2 separate regions of the Mus musculus genome follow, and region 1 is linked to region 2. The links are chromatin loops, found by intact Hi-C in ENCODE. Cell type or tissue: gastrocnemius. All regions are shown on one strand. Links, peaks and the distances in the headings refer to the core of each region. The heading gives the core; the rest is flanking DNA.

Region 1 (12,491 bases), core at 2,529-10,528, 190 kb before region 2:
CCATGCTTCATATTGCTGTTGAAGGGATAAGGTGGTAAAATCACTTTAGACAACTCTTACATTTCTTTTCTTTTTTTTTTTTTTAAATTTATGTATGTGTGGTGATCTGTGTATGGGTATGTGTATGCAAGTGCAGTATCTACGATGGCCAGGGAGGGCATCAGATTACTCCTAGAAGTGGACTGAAAAGAGGTTGTGAGCCACCTGGAGCTAGGAACCAAACACTAATCCTCTGTAAGAGCTGTGAGGGCTCTTAGCTGCTGAGCCATCTCTCAAACCCTGTCTTTCAAAAATAAAAGGTTTACCCAACCTATGAGAAAGGAATTTCTCTCCTAGGTAAACTGCCCGTGGAAACTGAAAACATATGACCACCAAAATCTTATTCAAGAATGTTTATATCAGCTCTATTCACGGTAGCCCAAGACTGACAAGAACTCAAATGCCAATCAACACAAGAATGGATATATTATGGGCTTGTCCCACAGTCAAATACTGTTTGTCAACAAAAGACTATAGACCACTAATACACTCAGCATCCACGTGGATCTCAGCTAAAATAAAATAAAATAAAATAAAATAAAATAAAGGTATTTTAAGCAAGAAAGTGTCAGCTATAGAAGGATTCACACCTTCACTTATATAAAATTCTAGAGCAAGCTCAATTACTCTATAGAAATAAGAGTCATGGTTGCCTGCAGTGGATGCGGCAGGAGGCTTCAGAGATCACTAGACACTCTGCACCTTTGTTGTGTGGGTTAGTGGATATAAATCACACACCCAGTGGCAACTTGTAACCTGCACAGCTTGCTATACGAACCTCTTAGTGGGGGCAGGGGGAAGATGTAAGAATAGAGAAGAAGACATTAGATGGTAGGAAAAAAGAAAATGGTTAAATTATTCTTTATTTGCAAGCACACACACACACACACACACACACACACACACACACACACAGACTTGGGCTATGTAAACATCAGTTTGTGTATTCATGGTGAGCTGGGCCAGTGTGGCATAAATGCATTCTGTGCTTGAGTTTCATGCCAATAGAGAACTTCAACTCTCATCATGAAAAATATTTTTTTCTCAGTCCTTTAGCTCCCTTTTGGCCTTTTATTGTCAAAATAAACACTTGAACAGAGAGGGAATGGAAACACCACTTATGAATTTCACACACACGGAGCCCAGGACATATGGCTGGCGCATTGCCGATATGTTCATATTTTACCTTCTGCCACAGAGAGGAACCTAGAAAGGGAAGCCCTCTCACACCCCCCCCCCCCGCCCCCAGCCTTCCAGACCTGGCCATTTAATTTGTACCTAGGAGTGGACAGCAGAAAAAAAAAATTACATGTTTCTTTAAAGAACAAATAATTCCCATTTTTACCATCAGATATCCCTGTAACAGAATTGATGTCCCCTCCTCAAGATGGTCAAGTGACAGTCTCAACAATAGCACCTCCTTCATCACTAAAGGTACCAGTCACACTAAAATGTAACCACAGGGAAATGAATTCCCCCTCTTTTCACATCTCTGTCCTTGGTTTCCATGGAAGAGGGCTAATTACCTTTTTAATAGCCCTAATTGATGGGCTTACAGATCATATCTTTCAGTCTCCACTTGTGTGGGGGAGGTGGGGGCGGGACACCCTCCTTTTCTCTTGACCCCGGGGCTTCTGCTCTTCCTCATTGGAAGGAGGGTGGTGGCCTGGTGAGAGGCCCCTGCCTCGGAGCGCCTCTCTTCAGAGAACTACCTGCCGCCCATTGTGGGCTGGCCAGGAAGCCCGGCTTTGTCTTGGCCAATTGACACAGCTGCACACTGGGTAAATAGACTCAGATGTTGAGCCTTTGTTTGAAGAATCCTTTCAGATTAATGCTGAGAGAATTAGTTTTAAAACTTAAGCCGGAGCCAGGATGAGTAGAATGGAGCCCGGGAGCCATTGAATTCCCATCCACCAAATGAAACCAACTGTCTTACAAGGGTGCTTATCTCCTGTTCTCTTTGGAGGGAACACTGAGGGGCGAGACTCTGGCACTCTGGTGTGCCTTAGGGTCTTTACTCAGCCGTTGTGAGAAGGCCTGACCTGAAACCGTGCTCACTCCAGCTCTAGTCCCCCAAAGAAGAGAGTCTGCCCCACCCTTGGAGCTAGAGATGTGCTGATGGCCAAATACAGACCTGCAGTTCTGAGTTCTCTGATTCCCTATCAAAGGAGGATACAGAAAATGACAGAGGGGTCTGGATCCATGGACTGAGAGCGGATGGATCTCTGTGAGCTCTAGTGAGACCTTCACTCAAAAGAGAAGGAGAAGGAGAAGAAGGAGAAGGAGAAGGAGAAGGAGAAGGAGAAGGAGAAGGAGGAGAAGGAGAAGGAGAAGGAGAAGGAGAAGGAGAAGGAGAAGGAGAAGGAGAGGGAGAGGGAGAGGGAGAGGGAGAGGGAGGGGGAGGGGGAGGGGGAGGGGGAGGAGAAAAAGGAAGAGAACGGTGGAGGAGGAGGAAGAAAAATAATTGAGGAAGACAGTTCTTCTAACCTTCACATACAGACATGCATGCACATGTGTGAGCATGCATGCACACAGACTCACACACACAAACACACACACAAAGAGAGAGAGAGAGACTCGTCAGATGATATGCCTTTACTTTTAGAGTAACTGTTCTTAAGCCTTAAATTAAATTAGAAAAGCTGTTCTTGATCATTATGTGTCTTAGTTTGTCTTTTATCGATGTGATGAATCAGCATGACAGGAAGCAACTTGGAAGGGAAAGGGTTTGCTTCCTTCACTTCAGAGCTTTACTGTCGGTAACTGAGGAGAGTCAGGGCATGAACTCAAGGCAGGGAGCTGGAGGCAGGAGCTGATGCAGAGGGCACAGAGCAGCATTGCTTACTGGCTTGCTCCTTGTGGCTTGCTCATCCTGCATCCTTATCCAGCCCAGCCCCACCTGCCCAGGGTAGCACCACCCACAGTGAGCTGGACCCGCCCACGTCAATCATCCATCAATTGGATGATTGGATGGAGATGTTTTCTCAATTGAGATTCCTTTCAACAGTGTCAAGCTGACAAAAACTAACCAGGACACCACGTTTATGTACTCACAGAAGAAAAAAAAAATGGTTCAGAAAGGAATTAGGTTTTGACTTAAGCACATCTGAGTTTCTGTTTACCTCTGTCTCTGCTTCTACCGCTTACAAAGCAAGTCCTAGACAGCTCACTGTTGTGAGCAGAGATGTGTTCGCCATGACAGCTGTGATGTTTTGACACAGGGCTGGAGGTACAGCTGTTGTTCCAGTGCTCTCAGAGCAAGCCTGAGATCCTGTGCTCTAGCCCCAGGGACCCAGCCATTGAAATGCAATGACTTTTCTCCTGGGACTGCCTAAGACTGAAAGAGTTTGTCAGGTCTCTGACACTGCGAGATTCTGGTTTTTTTTTCTCCTTTCTTTCTTTCTTTCTTTCTTTCTTTCGTTCTTTCGTTCTTTCGTTCTTTCGTTCTTTCGTTCTTTCTTCCTTTCTTCCTTTCTTCCTTTCTTCCTTTCTTCCTTTCTTCCTTTCTTCCTTTCTTCCTTTCTTCCTTTCTTTCTTTCTTTCTTTCTTCCTTTCTTCCTTTCTTCCTTTCTTCCTTTCTTCCCTTCTTCCTTTCTTCCTTCCTTCCTTCCTTTCTTCCGTTCTTTCGTTCTTTCGTTCTTTCGTTCTTTCTTCCTTCCTTTCTTCCTTCCTTCCTTTCTTTCTTTCTTTCTTTCTTTCTTTCTTTCTTTCTTTCTCTCTTCCTTCCTTCCTTTCTTTCTTTCTTTTTTTCTCTCTTTCGTTTTTAAAAAAAAAGTCCAAAAATATATCAAATGGAAAATGCACATGATGGATTTATGTCTTTGAGACAGGGTCTCTCTATGTGGTCCTGGAACTCACTATGTAAACCAGGCTGGCCTTGAACTCACAGAGATCCTCCAGTGAGCCATGCGTGGTGACTGTTAAAGTATGTATTCATGAAGCAAATCTCCTTCATTAAACTAATCGATCACATACAAAGCATGGGTGCTATTGGCACCCTCAGATCTAACCTCTCAACCCTTTCACTCTCCATCCCCAGTGTTTGAGTGACTGCGACCCCATCCGTGGAAGGGGGAAGGTTATCCACACAAACAAAAAAAATCTTTTTTTATTCCATACAATAAAAAAAAAATTGCTGGCAGAGAAGAGATGGATTCAGAAGGTGCAGAGAGGAACATACACACACACACACACACACACACACACACACACACACCTGTATTTAAGAGGGTAGGCATGTGATGTACATCCTGCAGTGACTTTTCCCATTGCCATGACAAAGGGTCTAACCAAGGCAACATAGAAAGGAAAGGTGTATTTGGCTCACAGCTCCAGCTCCATGGTACAGCCACCAAAGCTGGGACATCATGGCAGCAGAAGAATGAGGCCCTGACCACGATGCATCTGTAGCCGGGAAGCACAGGGAGACCAATTATCATTCTGCTTTCTTTTTCTCTTTATTCAGTCTGAGCCCCCAGCACATGACGCAGTGTTACCCGAATTTAGGTGGGTCTTCCTCTCCTAGTCCACAGTGAAGGTTAGTGTGAGTTGTCAGTTTTATCACCCTGAAGACTGGCTCTGGTCATAGCTGGAGGGGATTGCCTTGATTACGGTTCCGTGAATGGAGGTGGGATAACCCAGTCACTGTGGTCAGAACCATTCCCTGTTGGAATCCAGGACTGTATAAATTGAGAGAATTAAATAGCAGCATGCATGCATTCCTTTCTGCTTTGACTGTGTGTGTGCCTGCGATGGGATCAGCTGCATGAAGCTTCTGCTGTCTTGGCCTCCCCACGACTGCTCCTGAACTATGTGCCAGAATGAATCCTCGGTCCCTGAAGTTGCTCTTTAAGAGCATTTCAGACCAGCAATAAGGAAAGCAACAAAGATATTGATGCCATCTAGAAATCTTCCCCACAGACATGCCCCAAGGCTTCACTCCTGGATTGTTCCAGATCCTCTTAAGCTGACAATCCATCTTCAACATCCCCTTCCCAAAGGAGCTGTGTGGTTTCCTTCTGCATGTTTCCAGCCATGGGATTTGAAGAAAACGCTCATTGCCTCTGTTTCTTAATGGAGACGAGCTAACCCAGGTCCTGTCTTCCACATTCTCTCACCAAGCACATTTTACTGACACTTGGCGCCTGCCACAGACACACCAAGAGCTTATGAGGCTGGGAGTAAACTCAGGCTTAGACTTTGTCCCAGTGGCTTTCCCTTGCTGGAATAAAACACCACAGCGCAAAGCAACTTGTGGCGGAAAGGGGTTATTTCTTCTTAGCATACATCATGAAGGGAAGTCAGGACAGAAACTCAAGGCAGGAACCTGGAGGCAGGATAAGCCATGGAGGGGTGCCGCTTACTAGTTTGTTCCTCTTGCCTTGTTCAACCTGCTTTCTTATATAACCCAGGACTGCCTGTCCCGGGGTTACACTGCCCACAGTGGGCAGGGTCCTTCCTTGTGAACCATTAATCAAGGAAATGACCCACAGACTTGCTTCCAGGCAATCTGATGGGGGGAAATTTTCTCTACTGAAGTTCCCTCTTCCTAGATGACTCTAGCTTGTGTCAACGGGGGAAACAAAGCAAAACCATCACACACTTTATGGCCTCTTAGCCAAACCTCCAAGACTCTGATTCCCCAGAAGTTCCTGGAGAGGAAGTAATGAGGGCAAAAGGCATGAGTTTTGAAGTCACTGCAACAATTAAGAATATCACTGGCACCAGGTGATGGTGGCACATGCCTTTTATCCCTGCTCTGAGGACACAGAGGCAGGTGGATCTCTGCGAATTAGTTCAAGACCAGCCAGGTCTGCAAAGTGAGATCCAAGACAGTCAAGGATACACAGGAACACTGTCTCAAAACAAAACAAAACAAAACAAAACAAAACAAAACAAAACAAAACAAAACGAACAACAATAAAGAATATAATTGGCTATGGGGAGCCAGAGCCACCCATGGAATATGTTTTTTCGTTTGTTTGTTTTTATTTTATTTTGTGTTGGCCAGTGTACCTCTGAACTCTGGAAAATTGGCTCTAGAAAATAAGCCAGGACCTTCATAGACATGAAGAGACAATGTAGTTGGGTTAGAAGAGGGCAACCTGCCCACTGACCGGTAGACTGAAGAGCTCAGAGCTGGAAGTCAAAAAGGTCCTAGCAGAGACCTGAGTAACTCGGCAAAGTTATCTGAGCCTCAGTTGCCTCCTCTATAAAATGGGATGAATTCTTTCACTGTTGTCAGACCAAAGACACTAATTGACAGTCTAGCAGTCTACAGCTGCCACACTTCCTACCATAAGCAGCCCCTCCCCCGTGCCTTGAAGAAGGTTTTCTCAGCAGCCCCTGATTCCAGGTGGGCATGGAAAACAACCACCCGAGAAAAGCCGACCTGCCCAATATGCTCAACCTTGACTTTACAGAAACCACAGGAGCTGTACTTGAAATGTGCCCAGAGGAGACAGTGCTGTGGTACCGGCTGTGAAGACCGGAACATCAGGCTCAGAGACAAGTATGTTCGGATGATTTACAGAGCATGAAGAATGTTAAGCAGGTATCAGCAGTTGCAAAGGGACAGTTGATGACAGCACATGGCACGTACCTTGTTTCTGTCTTCAGTTAAGGAGCACCAGGCTCAAGCCAGGGGCCCTCAGGCTGATTCTGCCCTTTCCTGGCTCTGGGTCTCTGTCTGTCTGTCCATCACAAGATGAAGGGACAAGTGGATTTTGAATGACTCCTACCCCCCTTCCTATCCCCAACTCCTGACAGGCTGAACTGTTCCAGAAATCAGTTTAGTCTTCTCCAGTCTGTTCATGCAGGGAGCCTGACTTCAGAAATGTCATTGATGAAGTGAGTCTGGGGAGTGGCCCGAGAACTGAATTTCTAAACGTTACGCCTTGGCCAGATGCTTTAATCTGCCTACAGGCAGGCAAAAGTGGCATTGGTAGGATGCCAGGGTAATGACTGAGTCGGGTCAGCTTTCTGCTTCCTCTGCCCACGGGAAGGCTTTGCAAAGGGGCCCGGATCAGAGCCACATGGGAAAGGTCTCAGAGGGTGAGAATCCCAAGCAAGACGACCATTCCCAGGCACAGCGCAGGGCACACTGTACTTGTTGGAATGTAGAGTAGGCTCCTGCCACCGATAGTTCCCAGAGCGTAGAGTGGTTTAAATTCCACAGAAGGGTTGGCGAGATGGCTCGGTGGTTAAGAGCACTGGCTGCTCTTCCAGAGGACAGGGGATTCAATTCCCAGCAACCACATTGCAGCGGACAACTGTTAACTCCAGGTCCAGGTGACCCAACCTCTCACGCTGACATACATGTAGGTAAAACACCAATGCACATAAAATAAAAAATAAATTTAAAAAATTCCAGTTTTTTTTTTTTTTAATGTGTACATACAGGAAGGGTGGGACTGTCTCAACTCCTTGTGTGACAATTTTCAGCTGGCTGGACCCTGCTGCTTTTAACTTTGGGCTGCAAGTTGTTGGATCTCCTCCTATGCACACCTTTTTTTTTTCTGCTGTCACCTGGTGACATCTAACTTGAAGAAGGCCTAGACAGTCTAGTTGTATGTCCAGGAAACCAAAGCCATTGTGTATGCTAGGGAACTGCTGGATACTTCCGCTACAGTGTGATTCATCATTCCCCCAAACACTGTTTCTGGACACCTCTGAAGGAGACGCCACCAGTAGCCCCCCACGCAGAGCACACAAGGAAGAAAAGGAGTTGCTGTTATCTGGGAGTGGCCTCTGAGGTTCTTTTTTTTTTTCCTGGAAGCCAGCTTCACTCTAAAGAAGTAACAAAGAAACCAGAACCCCACTGTGAAAAGGGGCCTCCACCTCTCCCACTGTGGCTTGCAAGGAAGCAGACATGAAGGTTAGGAGTGACTGACTCCCACAGACAAGTCTCAGGCCTCCCAGTGTGAAGTGTGGAAAGCCCCTGGCTTGCCCTAGCATTGCCCACAAGCATGGGTGCCTCCTCCAGCCCCATCTCAGATCTTCTCTCTGGCAGGCACCGATGCACAGACTCTTCACACTGCCTGACACCTCGGCTCTGTGCCCGACCTGTGGGCCACTTTAGGCTGGCGCTGCTGGTAGGGAGCTTGAGCCTGGCCCAGCCCAGTGGCTTTGAAGGGATTTCATCACCCCGACTGTGACTTGGCCAAGCGCCTGGGAGACTGTGGAGCATCGTGGCCCCAGGCTATCTGCTTTCACTGGGAGAGGCCCTCCTCTCTGAATAGAAGAAAACCTGGATGAGGCTGGGTTCCCCATCCCTGCAACCTAAGAACTACCCCCAGGACCGAGCCATCTACCTTCACCCTACTTTCCCAAGAGACAGAGACAAGATGAAGGGCCAGAAAATTAACACGGGGACAACTTGTTAATGATTTTATTGCAGGTTAAATAAAATGTCACAAATAAAACTACAGGAGACCTTTTTTAACCTTACCGGCTGTAAATACTCATTAACTCAATTACTATCAGCAATTAAGGCCAGTTTGGGAACAGTGGCCTGAGACAAAAAAGACATTATCATCCTGGGAAATGAATCCAGAATAAAGGGAATTTATTCCACCTTGGCTAATGAGCAGCTGTATAGGGATGGAAATGAAGGCCTTTGCCTCGGAATTGCTTTTGACCGTTGGGGGGTTGGGGGGGGTAGAGAAAAGGTTCGGCTCTACGTAAAGCTCTTGGAAGGACATTAGGGACATTGTTACAATGCAAATGAGGAAGGCCGTTGTGTTTGGGTGGTTTATGGGTTTAGTAAAAGGAGTAACATTTCAATTAGTGGGGAAGGAATGAGAACCTGCCTCAAAGAGGCTTAATTGGCGACTTGGCATTCCCAGGGGACTTTGAAGTAGCACCCGAGCAGGCAGTTTTCAGAAATGGGTGGAGAATAGAATACAGCAACTTAGGTCCCAGGCTGGGGATGCTGGAGGCAGATGGAGATGCTGTGAAGGTACCATCCACAGCACTAAGCAGATGCCAGCCACATGCAAGTGCCAGCTTTAGCTCTTGGGGCTCCCGGATGGTGTCCCCCATGCCACCTCACCCAGCTCCCCTGACGTCTCCAGGAAACCATCTGGCTTCAAGGGCTGTAACCCTAACCTCACCACTATGGAATTCCTTTTTTTTTCCCCCCTCCTCAAGAATCCCTTTTGCTTTGAATTGAATTCCTGACTGCACAGGGTTATGGGGGAGGGTGTACTATGGCAAATGAAGTGTAGTGGTGTGTGTGTGTGTGTGTGTGTGCGCACATGTGTGCATCTCTGTGTGGGTATGTTTGTGTGTGTGATCACACAGATACAAGTAGGTTCAAAGTCGGCAGGATCTGAAGACTGAGAATTCAGTGCAAATTCCTCTCCTTTAAATAGGTGGTACTGAGGGCTCTTTTCAACCTGAGAGACTACAAAGGTACCTGACCCGTGAGATGCCTTGATGGTTTCTCTCTCGCTGTGGCATCCATCTCCATGAGCTTGTCTATGTGGCTTGTCTATACGGCTCACATAGCCAGCCATCTTGACTAAGCTAAGGCTTTCTTTTCTTTTTTCTGTCTTCCTTCCTTCCTTCCTTCCTTCCTTCCTTCCTTCCTTCCTTCCTTCCCTCCTTCCTTCCTTTGTTCCTGTCTTTTGTATGTGTTGTTGTTTCTTTGTTTGCTTTTCGAACAGGGTCTCTCTGTAGCTCTGGCTGTTTTGGAATCTGGCCTCTAACTCAAAGGTCCAGCTGCCTCTGCCTCCTGAGTGCTGGGATTAAAGGCACGCAGCACCCTATCTAGTGAGGTTGGATTTCTTGCTCGAGCCCCTCATAGATGATGCCAAACCTTTCCTCCACTCCTGAGGAACTATGTTATGTTATGTTATGTTATGTTATGTTATGTTATGTTATGTATGTATTTATTTATTTAATGAATATGAGCACTCTATCTGCATGTACATCTGCAGGCCAGAAGAAGTCATCAGAACACATTACAGATGGTTGTAAGCCACCATGTGATTGCTGGGAATTGAACTCGGGACCTCTGGTCGAACAGGCGGTGCTCTTATCGACTGAGCCATCTCTCCCTCCCCCAGAGGAGCTATTTCTAAAAGTTTACAGAATTATTTGAAATGAAGTTTGAAGGGATAAGAGAGAGGAGCTTCCCAAGGCCCAGGCTCCTCATCGGAGCAAGTCCCCCAGGCTCTGGGACACAGAGGATGGACCCATAACTCTTTGATTATTTTACTTGAAGGAAGACCAGTTAATCCCCCACCCAGGTCAGCAGCTATAAATGTTGACAAGATTTTGCTTGAGGCCTTATTAAGAATCTCTAAAAGCTATTGTCTCCAAACACACAGAGCCAGGCTTCCTCTTTCCATCTCTCTTCTTCCGTGGGTGGCTTCTTCTGGAACGCTGGCTCGTAGCCCTGGAGCCTGTGGTTTGGGGATTGCTGTTAGCCAAATACAACAGGGCTTGGAGAATTTGCTTTGGGTCTCAAATGGGTAAGGACTCACCCTCTGAGTAAAGCTACTGCCTCGGCCCATCTCAGCTGATGGCTTGCTACCTTCCAAGTGACCCCTCTTATCACCTTCACCCTGGCTGTTACAGAGAGCAACCACACCAACCAAACCTCTTCCCCTCTGCTGCTTTAGAGTCCTGACTGGTAGAAAATGTGGCAGCTGCATACACCCAATTTGGGCCTTCAGCAGCCTCAATGACACCCCAATTCATCGTGCTACCATGAGGGGTACAGAGCCAGACACAGGAATGAGAAACTCCTCATTCCTGTCATGAGTAGAAAGGAGATGGTATATTAGCCACTGAGTGCCCTTCTTCCTCCCAACACCTCAGGGAACGGTGCTCACAGGCTTCCCTCTCCCTCCAGCATTCAGAGTGCCCTCCTTGCCTCTTCCTGGAGTTACCCAGTGTTCTGGAATAGAGGATGCCACCCTGTAGCCTCCTCTCGGAAAGATCAGGATGTAAGAAAAATGCATCAGACCGTCTAGGGACCTGGAGAGGAGATTTAAAAATTCCTCATCAGTTTTGCTGCTTGGAAGTTGCTTCTGGAACATACAGGGGGAAAGAGTGAGTAACTGCTGAAGGCTTGAGAAATGAGCCGGTCTAGAAGGTGCTCACACCCCACACTTGGACTGCTCCAGGAAAGCAATCACAGAAAACATGGCAAAGCAGAGACACGGAACTTATTTACAAAAAAAAAAAAAAAAAAAAAAAAAAAAAAGAAAAGGAAGGAAGAAAGAAACAAAGAAAGGAGGGAGGGAGGGAGGGAGGGAGGGAGGGAAGGAAGCAAGCAAGCAAGGAAGGAAGGAAGCAAGGAAGGAAGGAAGGAAGCAAGGAAGGAAGGAAGCAAGGAAGGAAGGAAGGAAGCAAGGAAGGAAGGAAGGAGGAAGGAAGGAAGGAAGCAAGGAAGGAAGGAAGGAAGCAAGGAAGGAAGGAAGGATCAAAGGAAGAAGGGACAAAGCTGAATTACTTCCCTACATACTTTTCCCAAACCAAAGTACAAAAAGCCAGCTGTGAGCTGCTTCTGTGTGACACAGGAAGTACCACAGACCCGACTCTCAAATCTGATGATAAGGGACTGGAGGGCTAGGAGTGTAGCTGGGGGTGATGGTGTGCTTGCTTGACATGCACTGAGGCCCCAGGTTCAATCCCCAACACTGCCAGGCTCCTGGTTCTTTGTGATGACACAAAAAGATGAGTTTCTCCTGGTACCTAGTAGCTCTTTACCACAGCCTTTGGAGAGCTGTCTGTGCATGTGTGACCATAATGTAAGTAAGAAAATTTTCCTTACTTGAAAACTTCATCTGCCTCTTACCTAAAAAGTGTCAAGATACACTTTCAAAACAAACGCCTCAGCCAGTCTCCACACTGTAGTCTAAAGCAGGAATCAAGCCCAATAAGGGTGCGCTAGGACTTAAAGCCATTCTTCTAATAGCAGGCTCAGTATGACAGTAGTTTTGAGACCAGACTGGTGTACACAGTGGGTTCTAGAATGTTCAGTCAGGGTCACTTATTGAGACCCCGTCTCAACAAACAAAAAGTGCATACCAGATCACTCCATCTCTCTGACTGAAACTCTCCGGGGGCTCCCATGCCCACTGGAGGAAGCTCACTGGTATAGGTAGACACTTTGCTGAACCGGGTAGATGGAGCTGCCTAGAAGAGGTTCAGACCAGCTGAGCCACTGGGAAGGACATCCTCTGTCCTGTTGAGCTGCCTCCGAGCTGAGCAGCCCAAGCCAAGTTTCCAGCTTTCTCTTATCTCTGTGCTCATTTCCTGCTTCGGGATTTATGAATCACCAATAGGAGGCTCTTCATAGTTTCCTGCACACACTATAGGACTTTTCTCTCTTTCTGTCTTCTGCTTGCTGGGACCCTCTGGCAGGTACCCAAGCTGTGTCTCTGGAAAGCTCTCTCTAGAGCTAAGCACATCTCAACTGCCTGACTGTTCTCCTATAA
Region 2 (12,491 bases), core at 3,028-11,027:
GATTGTTTTCTGGAGAAGCGTGAGGTCCAAGGTTGCAATTCCAAGAGAGGAATGAATGGGCTAGAGGGAGACAAGCATCCAAAAGACACCTTGCTCCGAAAACCCTGGCTGTGAAGGCATTTGGGGGGACGGTAAGGGCATGTTTAGCGTGTGGGGTTTAGTATCTCCCCAACCTCATGAGCAGTTTTGACTCCCCTAAACATACAGAGTTCGAGCGGGAATTCCGGAAGACATTAGAGTAACACATCCTCTTTACCTTGTTCCCTCCTTTTTTCAATCACTAAATTTTGTCTTGGCCTATATCTGTTCAAAATATTTTTCAAATGAACTTATTATACAAAGTAGTTATATTGCATGCAGCAAGAACAATAAAAACCAAAGGCCTGGCCACAAAAGAAATAGACTAGACTAAAACTAAGCAAAGCCCAGAGGAAAGAGTTAGCAAAGGGTTAAAATCCTTTTGATTGACGTTGTAGCCTCCGGTGCCCCGGGCTCAGGCGCGCGCCATTGGCCGCCAGACCTTGTGCCTAGCGGCCAATGGGGGGGCGCAGTCCACGAGCGGTGCCGCGTGTCTCTTCCTCCCATTGGCTGAAAGTTACTGTGGGAAAGAAAGTTTGGGAAGTTTCACACGAGCCGTTCGCGTGCAGTCCCAGATATATATAGAGGCCGCCAGGGCCTGCGGATCACACAGGATCTGGAGCTGGTGCTGATAACAGCGGAATCCCCTGTCTACCTCTCTCCTTGGTCCTGGAATAGTGCTACCGATCACTAAGTAGCCCTAAGACATAATAAACCTTCAACTGCTCAGTAGTTTTTCTTATGAAAGTCAAGTAAAAGGACGTAAGCAAAAAAAAATTATTTTTTTTTTGCGTGAAGGATTCCAAAAATAAAATTCTCTGGGGACTGAGAAGAAAAAAAAAAAAAAAACGAAAATGCCAGCTGATATAATGGAGAAAAATTCCTCCTCCCCGGTGGCTGCTACCCCAGCCAGTGTCAACACGACACCGGACAAACCAAAGACGGCCTCTGAGCACAGAAAGGTAAGACAGTACCTGCGTCTAGAAATTAAGTGGGTTGTGCACAGCGGGACTCCTTTTACTTTTCTCTTAAAACCTCGGGGTGAAATGGCAGATCCCGTGGGAACTCAGGACCTCTTTTCTCCCCCTTTGCAGTCATCAAAGCCTATCATGGAGAAGAGGCGAAGGGCAAGAATAAATGAAAGTCTAAGCCAACTGAAAACACTGATTTTGGATGCACTTAAGAAAGATGTAAGTGAGCAATGCTTTTTTTTATTTTTAATTACGAATGGAATGGCATTTCCCAGGCACAAAGAACTAAGCTCTTAGCCTGCTGCATGTGGATCTTACCCCGCCAGCACTACGTTCCCACTGGCGGGAGAGAGGCCGCCGGGCCCTGGGATGTGGGACATGCGGGCGGGGACCTTCAGAACTCGGAGGCAGCTGACAAGGAGGACTGACTTTCATCCCTTGTTTTTTCTGCGCAGAGCTCCCGGCATTCCAAGCTAGAGAAGGCAGACATTCTGGAAATGACTGTGAAGCACCTCCGGAACCTGCAGCGGGCGCAGATGACCGGTAAGGACCGCGCGTGCGTCCCCTCTCTGCGGGTGTCCCTCTCGGCCCGCGGTGATTTCTTCCAGACTTCCGCCCGCGGTTGTGAGAGGCATTCAGCTACATTTTACTGCCTTGGCTCACTCCGCGTTCCCACGGTCTGGGTCTTATTTATAGCCACAGCTCCCAAGTTGTTACTGCTCCGGAAATGGAGGGAGAGGCTGTAGCCGAGAAGGGTGGTGGGCAGCTTGGCTGTGGTAGAAGCCGGTGAGGGCGAAAGGACGTAAGACTGAGGAAGTTTGGGGCTGGATAGAAGGTAGGGGTCAGTGGTTTAGCACCGGTCCAACCCCTGCCGCAGGAGGGGAAGTGGGGTTTGGAAGGCGCCTTGGGTGGCATTGTCCAAGGTCAGGTCGCGCGCGGGACTAGGGGTGGCAGATCTGGAGCTGAGATCGGTTTAGATGGAGGGAGTGTCCTGGCTTATGTCCCCAACCTAGGGAGAAGGAGCTGGCTGTTCTTAGCCTACCCAACCCTCCCAACCCCAGGTGGTTCCGGAGGCGCGCTGCGGGGACCTCCCAGGGCGGGAGGCTGTATGGCTCCGGGGCCAGGGCTTTTCGGTGACCCATCTTTTCTCCTTCTGGCCTGCAGCCGCGCTCAGCACAGACCCGAGCGTGTTGGGGAAATACCGCGCCGGCTTCAGCGAGTGCATGAACGAGGTGACCCGCTTCCTGTCCACGTGTGAGGGCGTTAACACCGAGGTGCGCACTCGGCTGCTGGGCCACCTGGCCAACTGCATGACCCAGATCAACGCCATGACCTACCCCGGGCAGGCGCACCCCGCCTTGCAGGCGCCGCCGCCGCCGCCCCCGTCAGGACCTGCCGGTCCCCAGCACGCGCCATTCGCGCCGCCGCCGCCGCCGCTTGTGCCCATCCCCGGGGGCGCGGCGCCCCCTCCCGGCAGCGCACCCTGCAAGTTGGGCAGCCAGGCTGGAGAGGCTGCCAAGGTTTTTGGCGGCTTCCAAGTGGTGCCGGCTCCTGACGGCCAATTTGCCTTTCTCATCCCCAACGGGGCCTTCGCTCACAGCGGCCCGGTCATCCCGGTCTACACCAGCAACAGTGGGACCTCGGTGGGTCCTAACGCAGTGTCACCTTCCAGTGGCTCCTCGCTCACTTCGGACTCCATGTGGAGACCGTGGCGGAACTGAGAGCCTCAGGCCACTGCTACCCGTAAAGTCCCTAGCCCACCTCTCTCTTCTGACGGACACTAAAAACGAACTTGGATTTTAGGAGAGACTTTTATAATTTGGTGGTTATTTTGTTGCTTTTTTTAATTCTAAAAAGTTACTTTTTGTAGAGAGCTGTATTAAGTGACTGACCATGCACTGCATTTGTATATATTTTATATGTTCATATTGGATTGCGCCTTTGTATTATAAAAGTTGAGATGACATTTCGTTTTTTACACGAGATTTCTTTTTTTATGTGATGCCAAAGATGTTTGAAAATGCTCTTAAAATATCTTCCTTTGGGGAAGTTTATTTGAGAAAATATAATAAAAGAGTGAAGGCTTTTATGTCTTAGAACTGATTATTTCAAAATTTGTAAAAAAAAAAAAGTGGTGGGGCTTGAAATTCATGTAGTTTGGCAATTCAGAAATAGGATGTATTTTTTAAAGTTTTAAACAGGAACCATCAAACCTTTCAGCAACACTCAATGATCTAAGAAGACCTAATTTATGAGAATTCATTTGATGGGGCTTTCCTGATAAACAGTCCTTATTTTTTTACCTTCCAAAGGGCGGCTCCCAACTCACTCCCTGTAGTAGCCACTGGCCTCCTAAAGTAAAAGCGCGCTCAAGCCACATTGCAGCCCTCCAGCATTGGGACCTTCATTTGTCTGTCCTTACTCAGGCGTAGCTAGGCATCCCCTGGCACCCGTATCACAAAGTTTGAAATGCCTCTCTTCACCCTCTTCAAGCAAGCTGAAAAGGTCAACAGATTCTCTCTGCCAGGGTACAACTAGTTAGACTCCCAAGTGGAGCCCGGGCCAGATGATTAACAGCAGACATATGTTTCTGATAAGTTTCTGCGCTTGACTTTAATGGAGAAAGCATGTGGGGGTTGCGCTGGCAGGCACACGGGCCGTTTTTCCCCTTTTAATACAAACAGCAAGCGACCCCTTCGCATGGTCATGCCCCATTTCCAGGCAAGATGTGGGCTCCAGATAGAAGCAAAAGGGTTGTCTCGGGTTTCAGCTCACACAACCCTCCTTAACAAGTCCTAACTCAAAGCGGACAGCTTTAAACTGTGCCAGGATCTGCAGGGAATTTCTTCCAAATCCCATCACAAAGGCTTGTCAGATTTTCTCAGATTTGGCCAGGTGTTTGACTGCATCCAGGTGTTGGGGAAATGAAAACCACGAGCCCTGCGAGACCAGACACATCAGCCGCGCTGTGGGTCTGGCCGGCGCGCCCTTCCTCCCCCACAGCCGGCCAGTCCTCCGCCCAGCCCCCGCTCCTCCCGCCCGCCTCTCAACCCCCTACCCCCTTTCCCTTACAGCGGCGGCTTCTGGGAGGAGAAGGATGAGGCGGGAGAGATCAATCTTTGAAGCTTTCCTAACAAAGATAAAGCCAACGATTTTCTGTCTTGTTTCAAAAGCCTTACCTCTCCCCCGCCTGGCTGTAGCCTTTCCCACAGGCCAGCGCCGAGTGCGGCTCTATCACAGGAATGATCTAGCAGACAGCAGCCGGTTCTTTCCAGGACCTTCAGCTTCGACCCCCGGAGAGAGAGGTTTAAAAGATTGTTTTGTTTTGTTTTGTTTAATTGGCTCCTATTTGCCTTATTTTCTGCCCAAGAAAGGTATTCAACGCATACTTTGTCATTCCATTTTTTCCTGGTTTTCCTTTTTGTTTATACATAAACATAGTAACAATTACTCCATTAAGACACATCCCAAATTTAGATATTAAAGTCCTCTGTTTCCACCAAGAATTCCTAGCTTCTGTAGTAGAAATAATCAAGACATCAGGAACTCAATTTTATAAAAGTAATTCCTTTTACATCTATGGAGGAGGGGGCTACAAGGGAAATTAATTTCTTCATGCATCTTTATTAATGTCACCAAAAGTGTCACGCAGCAGCTTCAGGAAGAAGTGAGAGGAAAAGAAACCATTTGTTCTTTTTGAAAAGGAGTGCCCCCCCCCGTAATTTGGATTTACATTATTAAATGAAGCCTGTTCAAGTATAATATGGAGTAGAAGAAAGCCTATATCCCCGTTGGGAGCTTTTACATTGTTCTATACCACTGAACTTATGGCAGGCACCACCTTGGATAAGTCATTTCCCTTCTCTAGGATAGGTCCAAGTTCATAAACGCTATAGATTTATTTCTTAGACACTGCTGCCTCCTGTATCCCTGCTGTTTCTTAAATCAGTAGCTGGGGGTTGGGGAGATGAAGCATTCCAGTTTATTCTGGCATCCCTACAGATCCTCTGGGCCTGGCCTAATTATACCACCTCAGGGCACACCCAGCTGCCTTGCCCCTCTAACCAGATCCGGATGAGTAGATCTCTCCTGTGATAAGACACAGCTCCAAACTCTGTCCTTGAGGCCAGAGACCTCGAGGGCCTCTCCTTGAAGGTCCTTGGAGCCTCTCTGCTCTCCGGAGGTTCTGGCAGCAATCTACAGAGGTAGATAGAGGTGAGGGCCTGATTCTGGGTGAGCAACTGAGGCTCGCCCCTTCCTCGGGGTCTCATCCTGACCCCTCCCACGCGCTTCTGCAGTGGGGACCCAGAGGTTTAACCAGACCCCCACATCGTCACGGGGAACCTGTCATTAAAGTCAATTAACTTTCCCCACACCCTTTGGCCGGTAACAACCCGCCGCTCACTTCCTCCGGGCTTCTAAGTGCAACCAGATGGGCGGGCGAGCTGCCCCCGCCGCGCGCCCGCCGGGGTGGCTCGGGGTTCCTGGGAGGCCTCGGGGACCGCGGCCGGGCGGGAGCGGCCCAGGGCAGCCACACCGGGCCGGCCCCGGCGGCCCTGCGGCCAAGGTGGCTCGCCCAGCAGGCCCGGCTGCTTTCTGGCAGGAAATGAATAGCTCCCAGATGAGCTCAGGCAACCTGAGAGGTCGTGAGAACGGCGCGAACCCCCGCCTGTGCAGCCGGCAGCCTGCCAGGCCGCGGGGAGGGCGGGCGGCGGCGGCGGGAGGCCCGGCGGGCGGCGGCGGGGGCGGCGAGGGGCGGGAGCCGCTGACACACGAGCCCGCGCCCGCTCCCGCTGACAGGCAGGCCGCCGCCCCCGCTTCCCCGCCCCGGGCCAGCGCCGCCCAGGCAGCAGGCCCCAGCCGCAGAGTCTCGGCCGCCCGACCCGCTGGGGGTGGGGCGGCCTGCCAGTGTTTTTCCAGTTCTCCCGGTAGCTCGGGGCAGCGTTTAGAAGCCGCGGAGCTGGGCGGGGGCCAGGGTCGGGGCACCGGAGGCCTGCAGGGCCCTGCCAGGAGTCAGGCCAGCGGGACAGGAGAAGGCAGGCAGGGACCACCTCGGACATCCCCCACCCCAAATGCCTTGCACCGGACAAGGATGCTGGGGACCCTAAGAGAGGGGAGCCTCGTTTCTAAGCACCTTGAGCACCTACTAAGCTCCCGGCAGCCTGCAGCTGGCGCTAAAATGACAACTTTGGTGGCAATGCAGTCCTGTTTAGCCACCGAGACAGCCCAGCTTGTGACTAATCCCACGCGTGATGTATTAGGTGCCAGGACTTAAGTTTAAACAGAGGGCGCCCAGACGGATGAGTTCCTGCTGAGGAAGAAACCAGGGAAGTTTTTCCCTTCAAGCAGGGAGGAGAAAAAGTCAACACAAAGGACAAACAGGCTCTAGGTGTCCCCTAGTGTCCTGCTGTTTTCTGGCACAGGTTCGACTGGAACTGGAGACCAAAGCCGCCTGCCTGGACCACAGGGATAGCCGGCTGTCCTCATTTCTCTAATAGAACGGTTTACCTTTAAAAATAAAAAAAAAAAGTCAGGAGCAAGGTGTGGTGGCAATCCCCCCAGGCGCTTGGGAGGTGGAGAACTAGTAGGAAGTGAAGGAACAAGGTCAATTTTGTGTTAGTTAGGCTAGCCTGGGCTACCTGACACTGTCTGAAAACAACAGAAATAAGTTAGGATTTGAAGGCGGGCAGTGGTGGCACATGCCTTTAATCCCAGTACTTGGGAGACAGAGGCAGGCGGATTTCTGAGTTCGAGGGCAGCCTGGTCTACAGAGTGAGTTCCAGGACAGCCAGGGCTATACAGAGAAACCCTGTCTCGAAAAACCAAAAATAAATAAAAATAAAAATACTTAGGATTTGGTTGTCAAAGAGAACAGAGACAGTTAAAATGTAGATGGAGAAGTTGTAGTTTTACTCTTTAAAAAAAAAAACTAATGTTTTACTATCGTTTTTTGTATTTAACTATTCAAAATACAAGCTCTGTCAGAGTTCAGAAAGGGCAAAGCTGGCCTTACATCCCTGCCTCTGTTCTTGTTTTACTGCAACATAGCAATCAGGTTGGAAGCACATGGTCTGGGTCTCGTTCCCTAAATGCTTGAGCACATCAAATCATCCATCTGTTTGTGCTGTGGTTTTGTTGTTATTTTGTTTTTTGTCATTAATTTATTCATTTCACACCCCATCTCAGCCCTCCTCCTCTCCTCCCAGTCCCACCCTCACACTCCTCCCTCCTCCTCATAGAAGGGGAGGCCTCCCAGGGGTACCAACCTATCAAGTCCCAGCAGGGCTAGGGGCATCCTCTCTCACTGAGGCCAGATAAGGCAGCCCCAGCTATAGGAAAGGGATTCTAAGGCAGGCAAGAGAGTCAGAGAAACTCCCCACTCCAATTGTTTGGAGGCCCACATGAAGACCAAGATGCACATCTGCTACATGTCTTACAGATATGTACGTCCAACCCATGCATGTTCTTTGGCTGGTGGCTCAGTCTCTGTGAGCCCCCATGGGGCTCGGGTTAGTCGACTCTGTAGGTCTTCTTGTGATGTCCTTGATTCCAGCCGTTCCCTCAGACTTACCCTGACTCATTCACAGGACTCCCTGAACTCCTCCACCTAATGTTGGTCTGTGGGTCACTCAAGTCATTCAGGATGATCTTTTCTAGTTCCATCCATTTACCTGCAAATTTCATGATGTCCTTGTTTTTAATAGCCGAGTAGCTTTCCACTGTGTAAATTTTCTCTATCCATTCTTCAATTGGGGTGCATTTAGGGTGTTTCTGGTTTCTGGCTATATAGTATTTGAAATTCTAGCTAGAGCAATAAGACAACTAAAGGAAATCTAGGGGATACAAATTGGAAGGGAAGAAGTCAAAAGTATTGCTATTCACAGGTGACATAGTAGTATGCATAAGTGACCCCAGAAATTCTACAGAAAAACCCCTACCCCTAATAAACACCTTCAGCAAAGTGTCTGGATACAAAATTAACTAAAAAAAAAAAATTAATAGCCCTCCTTAACACAAACAGACTGAGAAAGAAATTAGACAAACAACACACTTCACAATAGCCACAAATAATAGAAAATATCTTGGTGCAACTCTAACCAAACAAGTGCAAGACCTGTATGACAAGAACTTTAAGTCTCTGAAGAAAGAAATTGAAGATTTCAGAAGACTGAAAGATCTCCCATGTTCATGGGTAGAATTAGCATAGTAAAAGGGCCATTTTACAAATGCAATCTGTAGATTCAGTGCAATTCCCATCGAGATTTCAACACAATTCTTTACAGACTTTGAAAGAACAATTTTCAACTTCATATGAAAAAATCTGTACAATAAAAGAACTTCTAGAGGTGTCACAATCTCTGACCTCAAGCAAGGGTAATAAAAACTGCATGGTATTAGCCAAAAACAGACAGGTTGACCAATGGAATTAAATCCAAGACCCAGAAATGAAATCATATACCTACAGACTTTTGATTTTTGACAAAGAGACCAAAACTATTCAATGGAAAAAAGAAAGCATCTTCAACAAGTGGTGCTGGATGTCTGTATGTAAATGGACTTGAAACCTCTGCAATGGTGCTTTGTGGAAAGACCACAGTGTGTATTCACCAGATAGGAAAGCTAGCGATGGCCTTTTGCTCATTGATTTTTTAGCATCTACTTGTAATTGCACCACACCCCAAGGGAGACAACAGTTTCTTCCATAGTTTCTAAATTTCATGCTAGTTATTAAGCCAGGCACTAGAGGATAGAGGCATGACTTCTGTAGCTAAATACTCACAGCCTGGCCCTCAAGAGACCAAGTGAAAAAAAAGTAACAATTTAACTCATTACAAGTTAAATGATATGAAAGGGGAAGTGTTACTCAGGGTTGATACAAAAGAAGGCTCTATCCACCAAGCAACCTTTTGACCTTCTGAGTTATCATTAACACTTGTTACAATAGACATTACCAGTATAATCAATAATTGGTCAAAGTTTACCTAGGAAAAATTATTGCCAAGTATTTAACTTCAAGAGTAATCATTCTGTGGTCTGGAGGCATAGCTTAGTCATAGATTCCTTGCTGAGGGACCTATAGGTATCATAAATACCCGTGTTCTCCGATGTTCTGAGACCCTAGGTTCAATGCCTAGAACTTAAAACCCTACCATCGCCTAAAAAAGCATAGTCAACACAGTCAAGAAGAAGGACTGAGAGTCAGGAAATGTGGCTTCCAGTGCCAAGTGGGCCACTACCTAGGAGATGCCGAGTGCGTCCACATAAGTGTCTGAGCTCTGGGTTCCCATGCAGCTAGGTGAGAAGGCTAAATCAGGAATCCCTGAAGTCCTTTCACCAACATGGTCCCTGCACATGCTCTCCCGCTGACACACCTACATGAGGCATACTTCCAGACTGTCAACTACAGCCCTGGCATTATTTCACACCCATCATTAACATATATAGAAACTGAGACCTCAAGAATGGACCCTGTACATCACCACTGCTATAAAAAGGCCACCTGACATGCTAAGAAGACTCATGCTTCCACTAGCACGGTGGTTCTCAACCTGCGGGTTGCAATTCCTTTGGAGGGTCAAATGACCTCTTCATAGGGGTTGCCTAAAACCATCACTGTCGGAAAATACAGGCACTTATGTTACAATTTATAACAGAAACAAGATTACAGTTATAAGGTAGCAATGGAAATAATTTTATGGTTGGAGGCTCACCATAACATAAAGAATTGTATTTAAAGGGTGGCAGCATTAGGAAGGTTGAGAACCTCTGCTCTAGTGCATTGGAGGAGGACCACATTCACAGAGTTTGCTCCAATATAGTCTGCTGTGATCCTACCCTTTGTTGTGATTATCAGAGCACGATGAGGTAAAATACCCCTGTTTTCCCACTTTCCCATCCTTTGCATCTGCCCCACACCCCCTACCCTAGCCCCCAACCCCCACTTCTTTAAAAAGAAAATGCAATCTGCAAATCCTTACCAGGATTCCCTCCTTTTCAGAAGCTCTCTTCCCCAACTGGCTAGGCGTCCCCCATTAGTCTGTTTGCCTAATTAAGTGCACTTAATGAACTAGTCTGGCTAGACACTAATGCCAGTCTAAATTAGCGAAAGTCCAAATCTCAGCTATCCAGGAGGTATAACAGTCACTTTGAAAATACACATAGTGAGTTTGAATCTGGTTTACTACAAGTACTTTACATTCATAAGATGAACGTAGTAGGGGCCTGGAGAGATGTCTCGGCAGTTACGAGCAGGTCTCAAGTTTGGTTCCCAGCACCCACATCAGGCAGCTCACAACAGTGTGTAACTCCAGCTCCATGGGACCAGAGGCCTCTGGGACACCCGCACTCACATGTACATCCTCACATGAAGACACACAGACACAGCTACATATAATTAAGAGCAACACAAAACAGGGTGATGTCATTTAAAGACTCAGAGCAGGTAAACACGGCTCTGGTTTTATTATTTATGCTATAAATCCTTGTAACAAGAATGAGGGGAGCCCCGATGGCAGCCCAAGTAAATACTTGTAATTGAAATTAATGACAAGGCTTCGCTGTGACTATCCTCCTGTTTCCACATGTGTCTCTCCTTCTCAGTTGCACGTATGGCTGAGTGACGGCAGCCATGGTGCCTGAGGAATACCTTTTTTTTTTTTTTTTTTTTTTTTTAAAGATTTATTTATTTATTATATGTAAGTACACTGTAGCTGTCTTCAGACACTCCAGAAGAGGGAGTCAGATCTCATTACGGATGGTTGTGAGCCACCATGTGGTTGCTGGGATTTGAACTCTGGACCTTCGGAAGAGCAGTCGGGTGCTCTTACCCACTGAGCCATCTCACCAGCCCCGAGGAATACCTTTTTGCTTAAAGACTTTTTCTCATAAGTGTGATCTGTTTTCATGTTCCGCCTACTTTATAATTCAGTGGTCAATGTGAGACATGAACTGTATAGATCTAGTCTACAAACATTCCAGCCTGGAGCAGCCTATTAGGGTTGGCAAGCACTGTGCCAGACTCTGGGCTTTCTGGTAGATAGCTTGTCTTCTACCAACTTTTCCCCATTGATATATGGTTATAAAATTTATCCCTAAGCCATCAAGACCATAAAATGGGGTTATTTCTTAGCAGAGCACAAGAGAATAAATTCGGTGTGTCAAACCCATTTCAGAAGCTAAGGCCCTGAACAGCATTTCAGATGTTTTAAGAGCAAACAGCGTTGTTTCCTGGCATGCGATAGCATAAACATATGTGTGTATATATATGTTTATATGCGCTCGCGCGCGCGCGCGCGCACACACACACACTTTCATTTATTTTGTGACTCTCTAATGAGGGCTAGGATCCAAGGCTTACCGGAAGCCTTCCTCAAGCCCTTTAGGTAAAACACATGTTCTAGGGACCAGTTCCCCTTTTCATCCTCTGCTAAGGCCCTCCTCAGCCTTGCCACTCTCTGGGTCTTAAAGGAACACCTCTCTCCCTCCATCCTCCCCCACACCTGGCACAGAAGCTTTGATGACTCAGAAAATTGGGATGAGGAGTTGAGAGGTACCAGACCAGGAGAGTGGCTTAGGACTAGAGAGGTGGAGAGGAGAGACACACTTTCTGCCTTCTGTGGAGCCTTGGCAGAACCACTGCTCTTCCTTCCTTGGGTAAAATCCTGTCCCTGTGGATCCTCTCTCCCCAACTTTTTATCTCCTGCCTTTTCCCCTTAAATTCACCACCCTTCACCCCCCCCCCCATGACTCCTCCATCCTCTCCTTGTTTCTCAAGTACTGTCTCTAAATTCTGTCCTCTTCCCTCTTCATTGCCATGTAGCTATTTTATTATGATTATTATTATTATTATTATTATTATTATTATTATATTTTTTTATTTTGAGATAACTATTCTGTTAGCCCTGGCTGTCGTGGAACTCTCTTTCTCTCCCTGTAGACCAAGGCTGGCCTTGAACTCACAGAGATCAGCCTGTCTCTGTTTCCAGGGGTTAAAAACATGCGTTACCGCTCCCTAGCTGTATTTTGAACTTTTAATAATCCTCCACCCCCCTGTCCCTCCTCCTCCTTCTCTTCCCTTTTCCTCTGACTATAGTTTGGTAGTGCCTCCCAAAGGCCATGGTCTCCCAGTCCCTACTCACTACAGGAAAGAGATAGGAACTTTAGAGTTGAGGGCTGATGCTTCCTTCCTCCCACACACCTTGCCAAGAGTGATGTTCATATGTCACATTCATACAGATTCCTCTGGGGGACAGAAGAGGGCATGGAATCCCCTGGAACTGGCTTGGGACCTATCACTCAGGTTCTGGGAACTGAACCCTGGTCCTCTGCAAGAGCAGAAAGTGCTGGTACTCTGGCCCCTTCTCACCATTCTCTAAGAGACAGCCAGAGACCTCTATCCTCCATTCTTTCCAAGGATGCCTGCATCTTGCTTAGATCCGGCAT

Evidence for each region. A loop is a pair of places that touch in the nucleus more often than their neighbours do. Peaks named below come from ENCODE experiments on the same cell type or tissue, not always from the same donor. Only the 100,000 strongest peaks of a DNase experiment are listed, where the experiment ranks them.
Region 1: it touches region 2 in a loop (2.5-fold over the local background); 5 of 42 quality-filtered maps call a loop at or near these places.

The regions. Positions count from the first base shown.
Region 1 is chr16:29,874,649-29,887,139 of GRCm38, forward strand. No RefSeq gene overlaps it. Among named protein-coding and RNA genes, the nearest start is that of Gm52263, 7.8 kb to the right of the region's middle. In gastrocnemius, for the core only: no CTCF peak of the experiment used is centred there; DNase peaks (open chromatin) are centred at 7,044, 8,148, 9,022 and 10,457; H3K27ac peaks cover 296 bases.
Region 2 is chr16:30,064,659-30,077,149 of GRCm38, forward strand. Hes1 (hes family bHLH transcription factor 1) reads left to right here and starts at 699. Exons shown (of 4, transcript NM_008235.2): 1 at 699-1,040; 2 at 1,173-1,268; 3 at 1,505-1,592; 4 at 2,214-3,138. The coding sequence starts at 933. The coding sequence ends at 2,770. Gm32998 (a long non-coding RNA gene) reads right to left here and starts at 5,780. Exons shown (of 3, transcript XR_876001.2): 1 at 5,455-5,780; 2 at 4,229-5,272; 3 at 3,205-3,989. In gastrocnemius, for the core only: a CTCF peak has its summit at 6,414; DNase peaks (open chromatin) are centred at 4,178, 5,124, 5,867 and 6,468; H3K4me3 peaks cover 3,148 bases; H3K27ac peaks cover 3,922 bases.